2 separate regions of the Homo sapiens genome follow, and region 2 is linked to region 1. The links are chromatin loops, found by intact Hi-C in ENCODE. Cell type or tissue: endothelial cell of umbilical vein. All regions are shown on one strand. Links, peaks and the distances in the headings refer to the core of each region. The heading gives the core; the rest is flanking DNA.

Region 1 (10,698 bases), core at 1-8,000:
TTCTCAGAGGAGGCAACCAGGGCCTGGAGAGCGGGAAGGCCAGGTCGCACAGGACATGAGGGGCTGAGTCAGGATCAGAACCATGCAGCGCTCAAGACGCCACACCCAGCACAGGTGGCACTCACCTCGGGCCTGGGGAGCCCTGCTCCACTGCTCTGGATGGAGGATCACTCAGGGTGGGTGGCCTCGCCTAGCCTGGCTCAGCCCAGCCCAGGGGGCCAGGCTTGGGTGAAGGGGAAGAGCCAGGGTGAATTCTGTTTTACTTGGCAGTCCCCCCCACCCCCATACTTTGGTGGACACTAATATCTGTAATGGCTGATGGCACTAGGCTGGGATCTCTTTTCAAAGCCAGCAGAATGCTCTGCTCTAGCCCGGCTCTGCCTGTAGGGGCAGTATTGTGTCGTGTTAGTCAGTGTGCCACTGAATATGTTGTGCTGTGTGACCTTAGACGAGAAATGGAACTTCTCTGGGCCTCTCTCAACAGGAAGGAGAGGGAGGAGTTGGATAACAGTACCTCCCTCATCATATAGGCCATGATGAGGATGAAACAGGCCGCTCAGAGTCTGGCATACAGTAATGGCAAATAAATGCTAGCTGTCATTCCTGGCAGAGACAAGGGGCCCATACTTCCTTCTCTGCATTTCACATGGAGGCAGAGTGGGGTGCCAAGGAGTGCAGGGTCTCGCTGCTTTTGGACTGCTCACCTCCCTGGATGGGCTGCAGCATCCAACCCCAGTTTCCCCAGGAAGCTTTGCTCACTAAACCCCTCTGCTGTCCACTGGGCCCCACTTAAGGCCAGTCAGGCCTGAGAAGGTGGGGCTGGTGACAGATCCCAGAGGATGTCCGTCCAGGTGCCGACCACTCCTGAACGTGGTCTGGGACTGGAGATGTGATTCCCTCCACTCCCAGTTTGTTCCCCCTTTCTACTCCCGCACAGCCCACTGAGCGCTGCCTGGGTCTACTTCACAGAGGAGGCCCGCCTCTCCACATGGGCTGAGAGCTCATGGAGACTGGAGGCTGTGCCTGTCACAGGTGTCCTCTCCCTTTATCCCCACTGCCATCGGCACCCCGTGCAGCCTGGCTCCTCAGGACTCTCGTAGCCATATTCAACAAGGCCTCTAGCTTGGTCACCTCATTGCCAAGGAGGGACAGGCCATGTTGGGCATGTCGCTCTCTTGTTCCCTAATCGGAGGCTCCCTGCTGCCACCTGAATAAAGTCCCATCTCAGAGAGACCTTCAGGGTCCCCCATAACCAGTCCCCACCTGACCCCCACCCCCCACCATGTTCTCCAGCCCCTCCTCTTACTCTTTCTGCTTCTCTCCTTGCCTCTGTCCAGGCAGTTTTTTCCACCTAGTTTCTTCCCCAAATCCCTCCCAGAAACCGAACACATTCTTCCCCATCCTTTAAAGCTCAGCCCAAATGCCACCTCCTCCAGAAAGCCTACCTGGACTTGGATCTTCCTTCAACAAGTGATTGTCTGCTCCCTGCTCGCCCCTACCCAGGCCTCTTCCCTGGGCCTCTCTGACAGCCCTTAGCCATTTTCCCTTGAAGACGTGTGGACATGTCCTAATGCTCCCACCCTGCTGCAGGGGCTGGCCAGCTCTGATTCAGCATGCATTTCCCCCTGGTGCTTTGTTCCAAGTAAACACTGGCTCTGTTGTCGTTGAATCCAAGCTGGTTAGGGGCCTTCCTGGGTCAGGGGCCAGATTTCTCTAAGGGGGTAGGGAATTCATTTCCAAAGTCCTTGGTGAAGGACTCGTGGTTGGGGTGGGAGGAGTTCAGACTGACTGGGCTCCCCACCACACTGGCTGTGTGGTTTGGGGAATCCACGTCTTCTGCTTCCTGCACCCCCTCCAAAGGGTATGCTCAAATTTGTGACTCCCCCTCAGCAAGTGAGGAAGATGGCTCCGTAGGGATTGAGCGACTCCTAAGGGGGTGTAGCAAGGAATGCTTGGCTTACGGTCCGCCTTCCTGGAGGAGGCAGAGTCCAAGAATAGGACTTCTTGGCCATGGGATGGGGACCTCAGTCCCCTTTCCAACTTTTTTTGGAAATTGAAGCCCACCAGCCCCTTTCTCATTCTTGGGGTGATGGGCATGGGGGTGGAGGAGATCACTTCTAGAGTCAGCTCCAAGTTTGAACCATGAATCTGTGGGCCGGGAGGGTGGAGGGAGGGCAAACCACCTGAGAATTAACAGTGCAGGGCACTTATTATCCCAATGAGCAGGTTGGAGGGACTCACTGATGCTCACTTTCCTGGAGGCTTAGCAGAGACAAAAACGCCATTTGGGAGCCATTATCCTTCTAAAGTGTAGGTTTCTGGGGCACAGGCCAGGGTGGAAAGGAAAACACCTCAAAGAGCCTGGATGGGTGTCAGGTGGGGAGGGTTAGGGGAAGGTTGAGCTGATGAGCTTTGGTTTCTGGAGTGGCAGATGGAGCAGAGCCATGAAGGCTTGGGCAGGAGAGACTGAGCTAAGACTAGCGTGAGGGTCTTGAGAGCCCCCATGCCTGGCCTCCTTCCTCTGGGGCCCCCTCCTTCAGTCTACTGTCTGAGACCGGATCCTGTAGCCAGACGGAAGAAAGGAATTTGGTATCCTCGATTTCTAGCTCTGTTCTTGTTGGCTCCTGAAAAGAGGGTTCTGCTGCACCCTGCTTGTGGATTCCTTTGTTTCTGACCCAAATGTTACTGGGGTTGTAGTTAGACCTAAAAGAACTTTTCAGATCCAAAGGAACTGCGGATTCAGGACAACCATGGGAAGGGGAGCCCTTCCATGGTCTGGGGCTTAGACTAGAGTGGGGCGCAGGCCCAGCCTGAAGCTGTAAAGGCAGAGAATGAGTGTGAGCAGTGGGTGAGGGATTCAGGCTGGCAGAGATCACATTCTTCCTCAAATCATAGTGCCTCTAAGCAGCCACATCATCTGGTTCCCAGCTGAGGACAGACTTGGCTTTGGTTGTGTGGGAGCTGCATGTGCACATGTATGTACATTACGTGCACATGTGTGTATGCAGAGCATCCCAGCCTCCTGTGTTGATTGGCAGCTCCCACTCACACCCCTTACCCCACCGCCAGTGCCTGGCTTCCTTATCTCCGGGCCAACCTTTAGGGGGCTGGCTTCAGGATCCCCGCACCCCAGTGGCCCTGTTAGCACCTCCTCTCTCCCTTGTTAGCGCCTCACAACCCCTCTTCCTCCTCCGGCCCCAGCTGTCCCCCCAGAGAGAGGCCCTGTGGCTTGCAGCCCAGTTCTCGCCTTCTGATTCCACTTCAGCTTCTACTTTTTGAAGCTTGGTTTTTCTCCCAACCCCTAACCCCCCTGCCCTCTCCATTTCCCTCTTGTCCATGTGGAGGGGTCTTCTGCAGAACATCAGAGCCTGGGGGAGGAAGCTGGATCCCCCCACAACTGAGCACGACTTCTCTTCCAGGCTGGGGCTGAAAGGGTGGCGCACAGACAAAGTGAGCCCCTCCCCATCAGCCTTCCCTGCCTGGAGGGTGGGAGGGGGGCAGTTTGGGAGGGACCCCTGTACTAGGGGCTAAAGCTAAATCTGGTGCCAACTCTGCCCCCTCATGGGGGCAAAACCTCATTCTGTGGCAGCACTGAACGAGTGGGGTGAGGCGGCAGGGCCCCTGGGTAGAAATGTCCTTTTCTGCCTGTCCACTCCAGGCAGCTGTGCCCGACCTGAGCCTGGGTTGCTGAGTGGGACAGGGTGGTCCTGTGCCCGGAGTCAGGTTGTCAGGCCTCCAGGACTGTAGGTTTCCTCTACGGAAGGGCCCCTTCCCTGCGGGCTTTGATGTGTCTGCGAGGTTCGTGGAGGATGTTTGGCTTCAGGGCCCAGTGCCAGGATAAACTCCCTCTGCCTGCTGGGCCAAACCACTACCTCCTCCCTGCCTGGCTCTCCTGCCTCCCCCAGCCTTGGGCCTGGCCTCCTCCAAGGCTAGCACTGCCCTGCCTGCTTACTGCGGTGGGCACCAAGACGCCACTGTTACTGCTACTGGGGAGAGACCTGTGGGCAATCCTGGTCCCCAAGGCTGGCCCAGCAGTGCCTGCTGCTAGGTAACCGAGGTCCTGCTCCAGGTGGGGGATGCTGGACCCCAACTGCCAGCAGGGATGGGGATGAGATGGAGCAGGGGGGAGGGGGTGTCTACGTGGAGCTGCTTGCACAGGCTTCAGCTCTTCCAGATGTGCAGAGGTTCCAGATGTGGGGATGACTCAGCCCGGAATGAGGAGGGGTGGGCGGTGCATGGGGGAATGGTGAGCAGGGGGATCTGAGGCCCTGAGCAGCTGCCAGCTGCTGCCTCCTGTCCTCCGGAATTTGCAGCCCCTCAAAACCCCAGAGGTGGGCGAAGTGGTATTTAATAGCTGCTGGGAGCTGCCCATATGTGTGGCCCTCAAGTGTCCCACCATGTGCTGGGAAAGAGACCTCAGGGCCAGGGGCTCAGCTAGGAGAGAGAGAAAGGGAGAAAGTGGAAGGCGGGCAGAGGAAGTGGGAGGAGGACCGAGAGTGGCAGGGAGGACGGAGAGTGGGAGGGGCAGGGAGAAGCCCAGGACTAAAATGGTGGCCCCTACTTGGGCCCACTTTCAAGTGTGGCACTGGGAGGAGAGTGTATTGGTTCAGAGGACTGTGTGTGTGTGTGCGCACGTGTGCGTGTGTGCACGCATGCAAGCAAATGTGACCTTGCTGCTGGAGTGGAGGTTATGCGGGTGGAGAAGGAGCTGTGTTGGGTGAGCATTGTGTGTCTGGTGTGTGTATGCTGCGTTTGTGAGCTGGGTGCTGGATGATGTGTATGTTGGGTGTGGCAGAGTGCAGGAGCATGTTCTATACCATCTGTGTGATAGAGAAGGACTGTGGGTACAGCGACTGTGTAGTGATGGGCTGTGATGGGGAAAGGGTGTTTGTTTATGCCAAGTTACATGTGCCTTTGGATGCAGAAGGTGGGTCCCACAAACCTGGGGAGTTGAGTGGCATCTGGGCCTATCAGACCAGGACCCCAAAGACCTGGGGCTTCCTTCAGCCTCCCCTGGGGGGCCTTGGGGACCAGTGTCCAGCATCCTGGAGCTGTGGTTTCTCCTGCTGGGCCCTGGGCCATATGGTCTCCCTTGCAGGGCAGCTGGGAGACCCCTGAGCTTCAGAGGCTGGCACCCTGCAAACTGCAGTGCAGGGTGTGCGGCGGGCAAGGTGCCTCCCTCCCCATCCTGGAGAGCTGCTGTCCTGGCCTCCTCTCTGGCCTGCAGGGGAGTCTGCTGGCAGGGCCACCAGCTGCTCCCTGGAGAGGCCCACCTGTGCCAGCCACCCTTGCCAGGGTAAACAGGGCACTAAGTGTCTGGGCTGGTGCCTGCCTCAGGCTGGGCATTGCCTCTCCACACAGGGCTCAGCTCCCAGTTGTGGCTTGGGTTGCCTCCTCCAGCTAAATGACAGGCCTGATGCCCCAGGCCCCATAAACAGTGTTTTCTTGGGAGGTGGGGATCATGGGGGCTGCTGAGCAGACAGATAATCAAGTTGGATTGGGAAGACAGCATGTTGACTCCTCTAAGGCGAGGAAGGCTTTTGTGACCCTTTCCCAGTGCTGCGGGGTCCTTGCCCCTTTTGGGTGACACTGGTTGAATCCTCTGTTATTCTCCCAACACACACACACATACTCACACTCACACACCACCAGCCCTCCGCTCCAGGTTGTCGGCATCAATTTACTTGTGAGTGCAAACAAGCGGTGGCTGGGATCTGGTCAGCTGGTCCTGTGCTGTGTGTCCCCTCTGTTCACAATCCAAGGCTGAAGCCTGCAGAGGTTGGGGCCCGTCTCTAAATCGCTGCATGACGGTGTGCACTTGGATGTGTACCTGGCCCTCCAGACACTGTGATGCTGCCACCCAGCCCTGCCCCATTCCCTGGACATCTCTGTGGCCGGCTCTTTCTCGGTCCACCTCCTTGCCGCCCCCTCCACCCTCCCCTCCCTGTGACTGACTCAGAGTGAGAGGAGCCTCTGGTTCCTCAGCCCTGCCTCTGACTCCCCTCCAGGCTCCTACCCCCAGCGCAACCTCACAGGGAGGAGGAGCCCTAGCTCCACCCCTTTGAAGCAAAGCCCCCTCAAGGGGACGGGAGGAGCGGGCAGGTAGAGGCTGGACCTGGGGGAGCCAGGTCTGCTGGCCAAGGAGCAGGCTTCCAGAGAGGGCACTGAGCAGGGGCCAGGCTGCCTGAAATAGAGGGGCGTGCAAGGATGGCAGGGAGCAGGAGGACGCTCTGCAGACACCTGAGCCCGCCAGCAGCCGGGGAGCAGGCATCTGGGCCCAGCCACCCACTGCTAGTCTTGAGGAGGGAGGCAGTGGAGGAGCGGCGGGTGTCCTCCTGGGCAGCCAGCAGAGGCCCTGCCCCCACTTCACTGCGGTGGGGTGGAGAACAGAGAGAGCGGTGCGGTGCGGAGCCCACAGGGCTACCACAGCGGGCCCTGTGGGTAGGAAGGGGGTGCTGCCATCCTGGGGCTCTGGAAGCACCCCTTCCCCACTCTCCCTCCCTCTGTCATTGCCCACCTCTGTTTCTGTCTCTGTCCTTCACTCTGCCGCTTCTTTGTGTGTGCCTGTCTTTCTCTATCTTCCACTCTCTTCTCCCTTTTCTCCTCTCCCTCCCCCTCTCTCTTTTCCCTAAGGGGAGCAGCTCCAGTATCTGGGGCCAGCTTCCCAGAATGGAAGGTGGCTTTGTCCAGGGAGAGGGAGGCCCCTGACCCAAGCCTGTGGTCTCAAAACAGCCACATCCGGCTCCCCACTTCTTTGCCCAGACCCTCCTGCAGGACCTCTCTGTGCCTGGGAGTCCTTGAAGCCAGAGCCCATTCTGCTTTGCCAGGTGGTATGGGAGCCCCAGTGCCCCCATATTCAGAACTGCTTGTCTCAGCAACGGGGATGAAGGCAATCTCTCTCTCTCTTCTCTCTCTCTCTCTCTGTCTCTCTCATCCCCAAGAAGGCAATGCTCTGGGTGGCTGAGAGGCTGGAGTCTGAGCCCCATCGCTGGGTGACCAGATACCCCGTGTGCCCAGGACAGTTCAGACCTATGTCATTGCCTGGGTGTAACTGCTACGAGCACTCCAAAGTATCCTAGTTTGGACTAAAAATTACATCCCCCATGGCCAGTCAGACCCTGGCAAGGCTCACAGCCTCTCCCACTCCCTTCACCCTCCCAAGACAGCTGTATAGCCTGCTTGGGCCTCACTCAAGGACAACAGGGCCAGAGAGCAAACAGGGGAGCAGGAGCTGTATAAATAGCCCATTTTGGGGGAGCCCCCTCAGCACGGTGTCGGGCGGGTCTGCTTGCTGGAGAGGGAGGAAGGAGAACTGTGGTTGCCCCCAAGCAGCATGTAATTTAGGATTTATTTTGGGGCACTCTCTATAGCTCGGGGTGGAGCTGAAGTTAATTTAAAGGTTTAATGGGGTCGGGGGCTGGATGGGGAGGAGGAGAGGGAAGCCCTCCCACATTTGGCCTGGCTGGGAAGAGGGTCCTTTGCCAGTTGCCTGCCAACTTCTATCCCTGGGTCTGTTCCTGGGAGGTTTCTAGGACACCTCAGCTCTTGTTCCCAGATGCTCCATGCCTCTCCCTGAGTCTCAGGGTGCTTCTAGCCTGATGGAGAAGCTGGTTCTACCTTTGTCTGATGGAGCAGGCACAGGCTCTGCCCTCAGGGAGCCCTCAGTCTGAGGGGAGACAGGACACAAGCCCGGCCTTCAGAGTGGCCAGTCATGATGGCATCCCCCATCATGATTTTAATTTTTAGTCTTTACTTGTTCACGACTCTATATCTGTGTCTCTTCCTGGAACTTAAGATCCGTGACAGCAGGGACTTCTATCTGCCTCTCACAGCATCTTCGGCACTTGTCTAGCACCAAGCAAGCAATATTTCCTGAATGAATGAATGAATGAATGAACTGGGAAACAGCACCAGATCTGAAAGCCCCACGTCAAGAGGCAGCAGTGGATAAACTCTAAAGTCCTTCCGCATTCCAGCCTGTGTGATGTGGCCCTCCACCTTGCCGCCTCCCACCCCTCTGGCCACACTCTTCAGCCACCAGCCACTATGAGCACTGGCTGCCCTGGTGTCAGCCCCAGTTCCCACCTCCACCCCTTTCCTCACCGCACTCCCTCTTCCTGCAACTGCCTTTGCTCCCATTGCCACATGACTAAATCCTGCCAGTCCTTCAAGGCCCTACGCAGAGTCACCTCCAGGAAGCCCACTCAGATCCCTCCACTGGATCTAAACGTCCATAGCTTTTTCTCTGGGCCTCTTCTCTCACTGTGTCTGCATAGGCCTGCTGGGGTCATGGCTTCTCTCCCTTTTATGCCATAAGGCCCTGAGGGCCAGGATTGCCTGCAGTTGCCCTGGAGGCCGGTACCTTGTGGTGGCTCCATTGGAGGAAGTGTGAGCTGCTCAGTAGGCAGGTGGTCGTGTGTGCTCCTCTTTGCCCCAGCTTCTGGAAGCGCTGGGTGAGTCTCTGGTGAAAGGTGTATGTGGTGGTTGTTGGGGGTGTGGGGGGTGATTTCAGAAGCTAGGGAGGGCAACCAGGACCCCAGTGGGGTGGGAGTAGCACGAAGTTTCCCTTAGAAAGATGTTGAGCCTTCTGGTCTGAGAGACGAGGAGGAGATCGAGAGAAAGAGTACTATAGGGGAAAGACCGGGGGAGGGAGCGTAGAGGGGTGGGCAAGGGCTGGGGGACAGACAGAAGGAAAGGCTGGGGGACAGGGAGAAGCCTCTGGGTCCCTAGAACACATGTCCCTTCTTGGGCCTCACCTGCTTCATCTCTTGCCATTGGCACTGTTGGCTGTGCCTTGTCTAAGACCTCCTCCTGTGAGGCTTCAGGGGCTCTGGCTACTCATTCTCTGGCCTCTTTGCAGGCTGTGCCGGCTTCCTCTCTCTCCACCTTCTCCAGGGCACCTCCATGCGTCCAGCCATCTCATGGGCACCTCCACTTGGATGCCCTGCAGGTGTACCAAATGCAAGTGCAGCAGCAAACTCCCCAGCCCGACGATCAAGCTGAAACCTGGGGCTTTCAGATCTGGTGCTGTTTCCCAGTTCGTTTGTTCATTCATTCATTCATTCGTTCATTCATTCTTCAGAAGCCCAGGAGCCAGCCTGAGCAGATCACTGGCCCCCATCCTTCTGCCCATCAGTCACCAAGTCCTCTGGCTTCTGCCTTTTAAATCTCTTATCAGTCTGGCCACCTCTTTCCACCTGGCTGCCACTGGCCTGGGCCTGGCTACCATCACCTCTCACCTGGGCCTCTGTGGCAGCCTTCTAAGAGGTCACTCCACCTCCGTTCTGATTACCTTCCAACCCATCCTCCACAGCCTGCCCAGAAATCTTCCTAAGATGCACCCTAACAGCTCGCGCAGCTCCCAGGACCCTGGCCGCTCCCTCCAGGCCGGATGCTCCCGTGGGCCCTGCCCTAGGCACTGTCTTACCTCTGGGCCTTGCAAATGCTGCTCCCTCTGCCCTCCATGCTCTTCCTCCCGGGCTCCTCCTGGTCACCCCTCACTCTGGGAAGCCTTCTCTATGCTCTTCACACCAGAGGTTGGGTCAGGAGTCCCCTTCCCGGAGCTGCTGTCACCTTAATCTCCCCCATCACAGCACCCAGTATGGTAAATAGCGCCTCACCCTCTTCATCCGGAAGTTCCACCAGAGCAGAGGCCGTAGCAAGGCCTGGGGCAGAGTTTGCTGATGGAACATGCATTTGGGGAGACTGGGAGGGCAAGAGAGAAGAAAACTGAGGGCTTCCTCGAGGGGCTGGGCCTCTAAGGCAGTGTGGCGGGGGACCTCCCAGAGGATGGAGAGGAAGCCTCAGTTGGGGTGGTTGGGTGCTGGCCCTGGGCTCACAGTCAAGGTTGCCCTGTGCCTGCACTGTCCGTGGAGGCAGCCCCCACCCCCACACAGGCTGCTTGTCCTGTGGAGGTTTCCCTCCCCAGGAGACGGAGAGAGTCGGCAGGACTCCCACTGTGGGCCTTGGAGGGAAGAAGGCCTCTGCATCCTGGGGTGGGCCAAGGCTGCCTGCCAGCACCCAGCACCCAGCACCCACTGGCATCTTCCACAGCAGCCTTGGGTCTGCACAAACTGGCTACAAACACATATGACTGCATCTCACTCCAGTCCACAGCCATGCCAAGGAGGAGGATGCTACTCCCTGGGGCCCGCCTGCAGAGAGCCCCACGAGATCTTCCTTGAGGATTTGTTTTCTACCTTGAACTTTCACAGGCATTTTACTTCCTACCCCATGCTATGTCCTTGTATGTTTTAGTATCAAAATAATGCTTTCCATCACTTACCATTGGAAAAAAACGGACACTCGAAGAGATAAGGCAAATTATCAGGCCTGAGCTGTTCTTGCCCCTCTTCCTGGGTTTGGAAAGAGTGCAGAACCAGGAGCGATAGGCCTGGGCCCAGGCTTGGCCCTGCAGACGATGATGGCTAAGTCATCCATAGAATGGGCTGGTGAGCCTGCCGTGCCTTGCCTTAGGACAGTGGCCACCACTAAATGGAGCAGTGGGTGTGAAGACTAATGATTCACACATGGAACTTGAGGTGTCGGCTGGCTGTCTGGGGGCTGGGCCCCTCTCCAGGCCCCTCTGAGACTGGAGAAGCTGGAGGGAGCCTGAGGCCGACACCCCCAGCATGGCCGCCACCCAGATTCCCCCGAGCAGGCCGGGGACTGGGGGTCCAGGCAGCAGCTGCCCCCTCC
Region 2 (10,698 bases), core at 1,721-9,720, 55 kb after region 1:
AATTCTATAGCCATTAAGTCTGTCGTCTGAACCATGAAATGTAGTTGGGTGGGGGGAATTGTCCTGTTACCCTGGTCTCTGGCCACCTAGAGCTGGAAGAGTGCATCCTTGGCTGAGTGACATGTTAAGTGGGAGGGACCTTGATAGACACATAAGGGGCATCAAGAGAGACCCAGGACATGTAATGAGCAGAAACCTGGACAGCTCAGTCTGGAGGATATTCATGGGATGATGTAGGATCTGTCAGGACTCAGCTCATGATGGGCGGCTCTGGTCCCCTGATGTCCCTTGGTTAGGTGTTCTGTTTCTACCAGGGTCCTGTAGCATGCAATAAGCTGGTTTTGACTAGTAAATAACCCCCCAGAACTCTAGAGGTCTGCATTGTAATTCTCCTATTGTGGTGTCAGCTTTTCTTGATGTCACAAATACCCCCAATGCCATAGGGTCTGTGGGTCTTAAGGGCCAAGTGGCAGGACCATTTGCACCACACCTGGAACTGTTGAACAGCTCTTTCTTGCTCTGTGTCTCATTCAAATTTGACAGCCTTTAATGTCACCTGTAAAACATATTCCCAAAGGTAGAATATGTTTTCTCCAGAGTCTGAGGAGGCCTACCAGATGAGCTTTCTTATCTGCTGGGCAAGAATTTCTCCTTTTCTTTGGAGGGGATGTCTAGTCATGCTTCTGACTACCAAACCACTAAAGATCTCACTGATGTTAGTAAGACACTAAATCTTTGTAGGAGTTTTTTTCTTCCCATCCCCTGGAATGCATGCACTTACCAAGGCTCCTTGGCACTTTTCTGGTCCAATTAACATGATGTCATCTGAAGAGTAGACCAATGCAGCCAGGCGCCATGGCTCACGCCTGTAATCCCAGCACTTTGGGAGGCCGACTTGGGTGGATCACCTGAGGTCAGGAGTTCGAGATCAGCCTGGCCAACATGGTGAAACCCCATCTCTACTAAAAATACAAAAATTAGCTGGGTATGGTGGCACACACCTCTAATCCCAGCTACTCAGGAGGCTGAGACAGGAGAATCGCTTGAGCCTGGGAGGCGGAGTTTGCAGTGAGCTGAGATTGTGCCACTGCACTCCAGCCTGGGCAACAGAGTTAGACTCTGCCTCAAAAAACAAAACAAAACAAAAAACAAAAAAACTGTGGTGGCCCTGTCACCAGAAGTATGTAAGATCTAAGATCTAGTTTATAATTCCCTGTCTAGGGTTTTATAGCTCAAAACCAAGTACTGAACAGAGCTTGGCCTAAATTAATGGTTTTCAAACTTGGTTCCATGGTATCCTGGGGGTTTCTTATAATTCTCGGGGGGTTTCATGGAGATTCATATTCAGGGGATCATTTCTCATCACTGCTGTGACCATGGCAACTCCATTCTTGTCTGTTCACAGATTAGGACTCTGCAGAAGGTTTTGTTTGTGGAAAGGCTTTTACTGCTGAAAGCTAACAGTAGGACATTCTATGGAATACCTGACCAGTACTCCTTGAAACTTCAGTCACGAAAAACAAGGAGAGACTGAGAAACTCTCAAGAACCAGAGGAGACCAAGGAGACACAAACACCAAATGCAATGTGATATCCTGGGTGGAATGCCGGAACGGAAAAGGGACCTTAGGAGAAAAATTCATGAAATCCGAATAAAGTCTGGAGTTTAGTTCACAGCAAAGCACCAGTGTTGACATCTTCATTTTGGCAAATGTTCCATGATGATGTAGGAGGTTAACATTAAGAGAACTGGATAAGGGATATATGGGAACTTTCTGTACTTTCTTTTCAACTTTTCTATAAATCTAGAATTATTAAACCCAAATTGTAAAAGTTTATTTTTAAAAGATAGCATTCAAAAACCGTCAGACAAATGAGCTCCAAATACATCCAGAGATGAGAAGAAAGACGGTGACCTGATTCTGGAAGTTCAGATGTCCATGTTGGTGACCTGATTCAGGAAGTCTTTCAGGAGGATATCAAGCTTGGATCTTGGATAGAACTGGGATGCGAGGCACTGGTGATTGGGCAATATCCCTGCCTGTAGGATTCTTTGTGGAATGCTGGATATTCATATTCTGGTCTTTTCTTATCTCTGGTTGCCTCAGGGAAGTAAGAACCCATCTGGGAAAGAGAGGACAGGACTGAAGAGGGACTCAAGGAAGTTGAGCTTACTGGATTGGGGGTGAATGTTAAAGTTCCAGTTTGAACAGGTTTGGAGGGAGAGACGGATGGTGGGGAGGGCATCATACCTTCACCCTTGCTAAATACTTCCTCTTCTTTCCAGCAGAGCCCAAGCTGGAGACCAGGAGAATCTAGAGGAAGGAGGTGACACAGGCCTGCTCCTAGTCTGATGGGAAAACCTACGTTATACCCTCAAAGAACCCCAATCTGGTATGGGAGACACACTCCCTGACTTCAGAGAGCTCTCTGTCTGAACGAGTGGACGCAATGCCTACCTTTAAGGAGACCGTCTGTCTGATGGGAGGGACACAGCTTCTTCCTCCAATCCGAAGGGGAGATGGGACACATCACATGCACACTGCTGGTAGCTGGGCTGACCTTTAGACATTAGTATTCAGGGACAAGGATAGCCTGGGAGGAAGGCTTGAGGATGACCTGTGGTCCTTTGTGAAGAGAAGGCCAGTGTAAAGGGTGCCGGGATGGAGCTGATGCGCCCCCGGGGAGTGGGCCCTGCTCAGACCTAGATGTCCATATTGGTGACCAAGCTCTGATCTGTTGTCCCCACAGGGGTCTACCAGCTGAAAAGCAGTGAGGAGACAGGGAAGGACAGGAGACACACAGAGCCATATATGGAAGAAGATCTGAAATGGAGTGATAAAGATAGATATGAGGCTGGGCGCGGTGGCTCATGCCTGTAATCCCAGCACTTTGGGAGGCTGAAGCCGGTGGGTCACCTGAGGTCAGGAGTTCGAGACCAGCTTGACCAACATGGTGAAGGCCTGTCTCTCCTAAAAATACAAAAAATTAGTAGGGCATGGTGGCATGCGCCTGTAGTCCCAGCTACTCTGGAGGCTGAGACAGGAGAATTGCTTAAACCTGGGAGGCAGAGGTTGCAGTGAGCTGAGATCTAGCCGCTTCACTCCAACCTGGGCGACAGAGCGAGACTCCGTCTAAAAAAAAAAAAAAAGGAAAAAGAATAGATATTAGTATATGATAAAAATGCAGGCAGAAGCGAAGAGAGATTCCTGCTCCCAGACCTCCCCTCACCCCCTACCCTATCCCCCACCCCTGCCCTGGCCCCAGCTGGCACCCCATTTGCATCTCCCTGTGTCCATGCTCCCCAGTCAGGCGTTACCTCAGTATTTTCTTTCACTAGGGGTCAAAGGCAAAACAGAGCCAATATCCACATGTGCCAGCTTGTGGGGGAGGAGGAACTCTGGAAAAGAAGGAGAGTGAGAGCAGGTACAGCCCCCATCTACCATGTGGTACACACCAGGCTGGGTCAGGAGGAGGGGGCAGGGAAGAGCCGTCCCGGGGGCCTGTGCAGAGTTGGGCACAACACAGCAGTCAGTAATAGTTGATGACTGACTGAATGAGTAGCATGCAATCAATATTAGAGAATGGGCCATAGCACAGTGGTTAAAGCCTGCGTTCAAATCTCAGCTCTGCAACTTCCTAGCTGTGTGACCTTGGGCAAATTACTTAACCTCTCTGAGCCTCAGTTTCCTCATTTGTAAAATGAGGATAAGAATATTGAAAGGAACCTACATCCTAGGATTGTTGCGGCCTTGCATCTAGCTCATGCCTACACGGAACTTACAACAGGGCCTGGCACACAGGAAACACCAAAAAGCCCTTAGCCTGTGTCGTGCAGGTACTACATGAGTGTGATTTTCCTGTCTGTGACATGCATGTGTGCTCACTGGGGATATGGTGTGTGCAGGGGGTGCTTCTGGGCTGGTGACAGTGAGGGTGGCAGGTGGTATTGGAGAGTGGGAGGAGCACTAGCTTTGTGGCCAGGCCAGGCAGACATGGGATCTATTCACAGCTTTACCACTTCCCAGCCAGGGGGGAAGCCCCAGCAAGGGGCTTCCCCTCACAACAGAATGAGCATAAGCCCTTCCTGGGGCATTGTCAATGAGGAGGTGCAAAGTGCTTCTTCAAACACTACCGAGAGCTGTAATTTTTTTTTTTTTTTAGATGGAGTTTTGCTGTTGTTGCCCAGATTGGAGTGCAGTGGTACGATCTCAGCTCACTGCAACCTCTGCCTCCTGGTTTCAAGCGATTCTTCTGCCGCAGCCTCCTGGGTAGCTGGGATTACAGGTATCCGCCATCACGCCCAGCTAATTTTTTTGTATTTTTAGTAGAGACGGGGTTTCATCATGTTGGTCAGGCTGGTCTTGAACTCCTGACCTCAGGTGATCCACCCACCTCGACCTCCCAAAGTGCAGGGATTACAGGCGTGAGCCACCGCGCCCGGCCAAGAGCTGTAATTCTTTCCAACATTCTGCGTGGTCTGTTGTATGTGGCTGTGTGTGTCTAGAAGCCATGTAGATTTGGAAATAGGGGACGTGTGGATCAATGAGAGAAGCCTGATCTGGCTGTCAGGACACCTGGGTTCTTTCTGAGCTTGAGAAAGGGGATCTTGCACAACGCCTCGGCCCTTCTGACTCTACAGCTATAAAATAGAGATATTAAGGCTGACGTCCCAGAGCTGTTGTGAGGATTAAAGGAGATGTCGTGTGTGTGGTGGTCAGCTCACAATAGTTCTCCAGCAAAAGGGAGGGAGGCAGCTCTGTTCTGATCTTTCCAACTACTGGTGGTGCCTGTGGTCTGTTTCCAGCCACGTCATCCCGTGATCCTTTCCATGCATGCACACAGATGGAAGCCTGTTTATGCAAATAGCCACTTCTTTAGATGAAGGGGGAGGGCATCCCTTGGACCATCCCGGGTCCCTTGGACCAGCTGGGAGTAACAGATAAGCCAGGCTGCCTGGGTTTGAATTCCAGCTCAGCCACTTGCTAGCTTTGTGACTTCAGGCAACTGACTTGACTTCTCTGTGCCTCTCTTTCCTCCTTTGAAATTGGAGACAATTGGAGCACCCATCTCAGAGGGCTTTTGGAGGAGTACAAAGGTGTAAAGTACTTACGGCAGAGCCTGGCACAATCATTTGTTGTTATTCTGAAGTTGGGCCAGGTCCGGAGGGTGTGCTCCGCTGCCCAGTTCCCATGCCTTTCCTGGCCAGCAGATATCTCATCCCCTGGAACAGTCCCTCCTGAGCTCTGACCAGTCTCCCTCAGGCGGAAGTTCCTAGAAGGGTGCAACCTGGGGCAACAGCCAGGACAAGCTGCTAAAATGATCGCACTTCAGAGGAGGCCTCCGGATGTCAGTGGGACAGACTTTGTTGGAAAGCGAATGTTCATAATGTTCAGGAAAGACAAGTGAAGGGCACCCTTTTGCAGGTCCCCAGCTGGGTAGGAAAGAACCAGCCTTTCTCAGCTCTATTCTCTCTCCTCACTCAGACTCCCTCCCACCCAAAACTCAGAAAGAGCCTTAGGGCAGAGTCAGAGTGGTCTTTGGCAAGGTCAGAGGTCTGATACTCTGAAGTTCAAATCTCACTGCCCTGCCAGTGACCTCAAGAGGAGGAGAACCAGGAGTAGAGAAATGTAAAGAGGGTGGCTAAAGGGGGTGGGGTGGGGGCTGGGGGAGGTATGATTGGAATGAGAGAAGAAATGGTGGGCTGTCAGAAAGAGGGAAACAGAAATTGTGGGGATCTGCTGTACCCAAAATAGGCAGAGGGCCACATGTGCGTGTAGATGTGTGTGTAAGTGTGCATCGGTGAATGTGTGAATGAATGAACGTGCCTGAGAGCACAGGTGGGTTTGAGTGGGTGTGAGTGCCTGAGTCTATCTGACTGTGCAGAGACAGGATCATAGACTCACCCATGGGTAGAGACTTTTTCTGTTCATCCCCCTTATTTTCCAGTTGAGGAAACTGAGGCTCATTGGTGGGGAGTGAAATGCCCAGACATGCTGGGAGGGGGTGGAGAGGAGCTTTTCCTAGCTTGGTCTTCCCTTCAGTGTCCCCTCCCCCGACCCCCCAGCTATTTCTTGAGATCAGAGGGAGGGGGCAGGCCAGGGCTGCTGGGGAGAGGAGGGAGAGAAGGAGGGGGGTGGCAGGCAGCCTTGCAGGGCACAGGGGCTCTGCGGGAAGGGTCCAGACACGTGGCCTCCCCCTTTTCTGCGGACGTGGACTCCCCACCCAGCAGAGACGTGTCATCCCTGGAGCGGGCAGCAGAGCCTCTCCAGCTTTTCTGCCAGATCCAGCCTCGAATGCGGGGAGGGCCCTTCAGAAGGACACTTGGGCAGATTCCCAGTCTGACAAAGCTGAGCCCTAAAAGGGAGTGGGTGAACCTGGGCCCACCCAAGTTCAGGCCCTCCCCTCCCCGCCTCTCCTCAGTGTCCCCACCTGGGAAATGGGAGAAAGTCAGGGAATTCTATCTGCCTTGGGAAGGTAGAATCTGGGTGAGGGGCGTGCAAGTCTTCGAAGCCTCCTTCCGATGGCAATCGGGGAGCAAGACCTCATCCCAGGCCTGCCTGTGGCTTCCTCCCCCACTTCAGAGCCCCCTGCCTGGGAGGGGCACCCTCTCCCTGAGTGTGGGGGAGGAGGAGAAAGAGGGTCCACGTCAGGAGAGGGAAGCCGCAGTCAGAACAGACATTCCCGATGACTCACAGCCCCGGAACGCCTTGAGAGCCGCAGGGGACAGCCCCCTGTTCAACTGGGGCAGCTGGAGACCCAGGACCCTGGGGGGCAGGGAAGCAAAGCGAGGGGGAGGCAGGGGTCAGAGGCAGAGCCTGGAGACAGGATTGAAGCGAAGGTCCCTGAGAGCAGCTGAGAGACGGAAGACAGCGTACCGCCCACCTCGTCCTAGCCACATACTGTGGTCCTCACACAGCAGAAGGAGGAAGACTAGATCTTACAAAGGACCCCCTCCTAGACCACCATGGAACTCTGCTTCTTGTGAATGCTTGAAAAGAGGAGGAATGTCCTGCCCCTGTCCCTTTCTGGGTCTGATCCTAGCACCCTCCTGCCCTGAGGAGGCAGGGGGATGGCTACAATGACCTCAGAGCCCCCACGTGATTCTCGCCCACTCCAACCCACTTCATTGTCATGCTTCTCCCATGACCTCTGTCCCCTCCACCTTCTGGGCCTCAGGTTTGAGGAGGTTTGAGGAGGGCAAACTGAGGCCCAGCCTGGTCTTGGGGGGCGCTGGAGGAACACAGCTGCTCTCCCCAGGCCAGTCTGACCCAGCAGAGCTCTGGGCTCAGGGCCTCTGTGTTCTGCTCTTCCTCCCTCCAGCGAAGATGCAGCTAAGCCTCCAGTCTACGTGGCAGGCAAGGGGGGAGCTTGCAAGAGAGGGGAGCTGGGAATGAGGTCAGCGGGTTGGATGGGCCAGGCCATGGCTGCGAAGGCATCTGGGCTGCAGCAGTCTGGAAGGTAGGGGCCTCCGGGTCAGGCCACTCCCAGCCCAAACCCGCCATCCACCCGCCCACCATGGCCTCCTTCCCGTCTCCTGCTCCTCCCCTCCCTGCAGCCCACATTCCGCCCGCCCAGGCCAGATGGTTCCCATCAAGGCTTTTCCATGTGGCAGTTCCTCCCTGCCCACCAGGCTCCCTTCCCCCTCTGGCCACATGGCTCAGCTGAGAGTTGGGGAGCAGCTCTCCTGGGCTGTCCTCCCAGGACCAACTGGGATTATGTGGGATCCCCGTGTCATGCTGTCGCCGCCATCCTCAGTGACCTCCCTGGCCCTGCGAGCTCCCCAGCCCTAACCGCCTGGGCTCTTGAAGTGTCATAGGGTTCTTACCTCTGATCCCTCAATCCTAGCTGTGTGACCTCTGGCAGCTACTTTCCTTCTCTGGGCCTCAGTTTTCTAATCTGTAAAAGGAGGGAAGAAAGGAATAAACTCGAAATTTCCTTCTAGCAGAATGTCTCTTATTCTGTGATATTTCCACCTAGAGACTCTAAAGCTCCGAGATCCAGCAGAGGTCAAACCGCAACTCTGGAGGTGTTATCTGGTCTACCTCTTTACCTGCTCCCGGCCCCATTTGTTTGTTCATCTCCATATCCATGAATTCCTCCCAACCCACCTATACTTTCCTCGAATCGTCCCCTCCCTTTAAGGGCCCTGGCCTTCTAACTTGAGTCCTTCTGCTGTCACCAAGGTATAAGTCCTCTGGGTGAGTTCTCGGCAAAAGGATCACAACCATTCTCCTCTCAAAGGCAGTCACCAACTCTCTATGGCCACCACTGAGTATAACTCCTTCCCCCAGAATCCCAGGCCTCCAGAAGTTGGCCCCAGCCTACTTTTCCAGCCTTATCTTCCTCTGCCTATGGCCTTATCTCTCTTTCTGTCTGTCTGTCTCTCACTCAATCTATGTCAAGCTTCCCAGGCTGGGCGGTGCCTTTCCTCCCACTTAAACACTGCATTTGAACCCTGTCACCCACCCTCCCAAGCCTGGCTGGAAAGCTGCCTCCTCCGTGCAGCCTTCCTTATCTCTCATTGGCACTCCCATCATCCTTTGTGTCCAGAGGCTTCCATTTACTGAGCAAGACATAGACCAGCAAGATGGTCTCACTACTACCCCAGTTCACAGACTGGGGAAATGAAGTTCCGAGATGGAGCATTTACTCAAAATCACACAGCCAGTGCTGCCTCAAGGGAGGGGCATTTTTGTGTGTGTTTTATTCCTCTTCCTGGCTCCCCACTCTCCCAGAATAGGAGCTATTGTCCCCAGAGCTCTCCCCAGCACACGGCTGGCCCCAGAAGGCCTGAAGTAACCACTCAGTGAAAAGGATCAACTACAGGGCCGGCAACAGGCACCAAACTCAGCATATTGTCCCCCAAGCAGGGTCCTTGCCCAGCCAGAAGCCCGGGATCATCCCTGTTCCTCACCAACCCCACCCCACATCCAATCCAACCCCAGCACCTGTAAATTTTGCTTCCCAAAGGGCTCTCAAGCCCATCCTCTTCTCTCTGTCTCCATTCCCACCTACCGGATCCAAGCCCCTCACCTGGGCAAGTATAGCAGCCTCTCAGCTGCTCCTCCACCTTTGACCACAGCCCTCCTCCCGCAGGTACCTACTCCATGGAGTGCCCATGGCTTTCTTTTACAAATGCAGACCTGATTGTGACCCTCCCCTGCGTCAGGCCCTCTGCTGGGGCCCATAGCTGAAAGGAGGCAAACTACACCTGTGATGGGGCTTCTCTGGCCCGCCCAGCCTTTGCCTGTGGTGCTCCAGCCACACTGGCCTTCCCTGAATTCCTTGGGCATCCAGCACTCGCCATGCCCCCTCCTGCCTTTGCATATGTGGTCCCATCACTATCCACCCTGCCTCCTATCCTTTTCCCATCAGCCTACCCAGGGAAGCCTTCCTAGGGCTCCAGGACTAGAGCAGACCCTCTGCCATGTCTGCCCATTCAAAGCTCTGCATTCTTCTTCTTAGTAACCTTAATGGTTGCACCTCCACGTTTATTCATGTGATTTCATTGCTGTCTGTGTCTTTACCAGACACAAACTCCATCAGGCAGACACAGGGTCTGTGCTGCTCACCATTGAATGCCCAGTACCCAGCAAAGTGCCTGGCACGTGACTATTGTTGCATGAATTTATCAGCAAATGAATGTAGCTCCTTAGCAAAATGGGGTGGGGGTGGCTTTTGGGAAGAAGGCAAGGTCATGTTATCCATACAGGATCCTTTCTGTGTCCGAGCCAGACTGTCCAAAGGGGCCCCTGCCAGGACCCCTGCCCAACACCCCGCCCTGAAACTCCAGAATCTCAAGTTTGCCAGGAGGAAGAACTCGTGGCTGGGGCAGAAGCAGAAGACAGAAGACATCGGTGGCCAAAACTTCCCTGGGGTGGGGGTTGTGGGGGGTGGGTATCAAGGAAGGAGATCAAGATCTGGAAGGTACCTCTGCCCAACAGAGGCTTCTCCTCAGCACCCCCCTTCTTTTATTTAAATTCAGGATTCAAAGGAACCCTGGCATTTATCTCCCAAACACAACACGGCAACCAGACATCTGGCTGTGATGCGAGCCCTGCACCACCCGCCCCCCGGCCACGCCCCCTATGGCTGCTGCCCTTTCTCCCCTGGAGCAGCTCACGAAGGCTGCACGCCCGCCTACAGCATGAGGAGACCCGGCAGAGCGCCATACCCCAGGATGGGCACCAGAGAACCGGGGACTGGGGAAGAGGAGATACCGGAAGAGAATAAGAGAGGAAAAGAGGGAGGGGGAAAAAAGTATGTGGGTGGAGAGGTGGGACAACGGGTCAGAGACCGAGGAAAGAAAAGGAAAGGAAAAAAAAAACTAAGAAAAGGAAGAAAAACGCATGAAGAGAAAAATTTGAAGGGAGAGAGGTTGGGGGTGGGGGAGAGAAAAGGTAAATGAATAGAAGAAAGAAAGGAAGAAAGGAATGGAGAAAAGCAAATGGGATAAAATAGGCACGGAATTGAACCAACCCAGAAAGGTGTAAATATTCAATCAATTCATGGGGCCAACTTTCTCTTTTTTTTTTCTTTTCTCTTTCTTTCTTTCTTTCTTTTTTTTTTTTTGAGAGAGAGAGTTTCGCTTTTTTGCCCAGGCTGGAGTGCAATGGTGTGATCTCGGTTCACTGCAACCCCCGCCTCCTGGGTTCAAGTGATTCTCCTGCCTCAGCCTCCCAAGTAGCTGGTACTA

The links. Hi-C counts contacts between places; a loop is a spot of excess contacts. Peaks named below come from ENCODE experiments on the same cell type or tissue, not always from the same donor. Only the 100,000 strongest peaks of a DNase experiment are listed, where the experiment ranks them.
Region 2: a loop joins it to region 1, with 4 times the contacts of the local background. A loop is called at or near these places in 106 of 110 quality-filtered maps.

The regions. Positions count from the first base shown.
Region 1 is chr17:50,259,976-50,270,673 of GRCh38, reverse strand. It overlaps LOC105371822 (a long non-coding RNA gene), which reads right to left. Exons shown (of 6, transcript XR_007065844.1): 4 at 8,757-8,944; 5 at 8,363-8,461; 6 at 7,785-7,872. LOC124904028 (a long non-coding RNA gene) reads right to left here and starts at 1,605. Exons shown (of 3, transcript XR_007065846.1): 1 at 1,446-1,605. In endothelial cell of umbilical vein, for the core only: a CTCF peak has its summit at 383; DNase peaks (open chromatin) are centred at 373, 1,633 and 3,823; H3K27me3 peaks cover 721 bases.
Region 2 is chr17:50,206,536-50,217,233 of GRCh38, reverse strand. It overlaps TILAM (TGF-beta induced lncRNA activating myofibroblasts), which reads right to left and starts at 2,540. Exons shown (of 3, transcript NR_110806.1): 1 at 2,459-2,540; 2 at 2,252-2,314; 3 at 1,814-2,123. RefSeq lists an enhancer at 6,835-7,400. In endothelial cell of umbilical vein, for the core only: no CTCF peak of the experiment used is centred there; no DNase peak of the experiment used is centred there; H3K27me3 peaks cover 593 bases.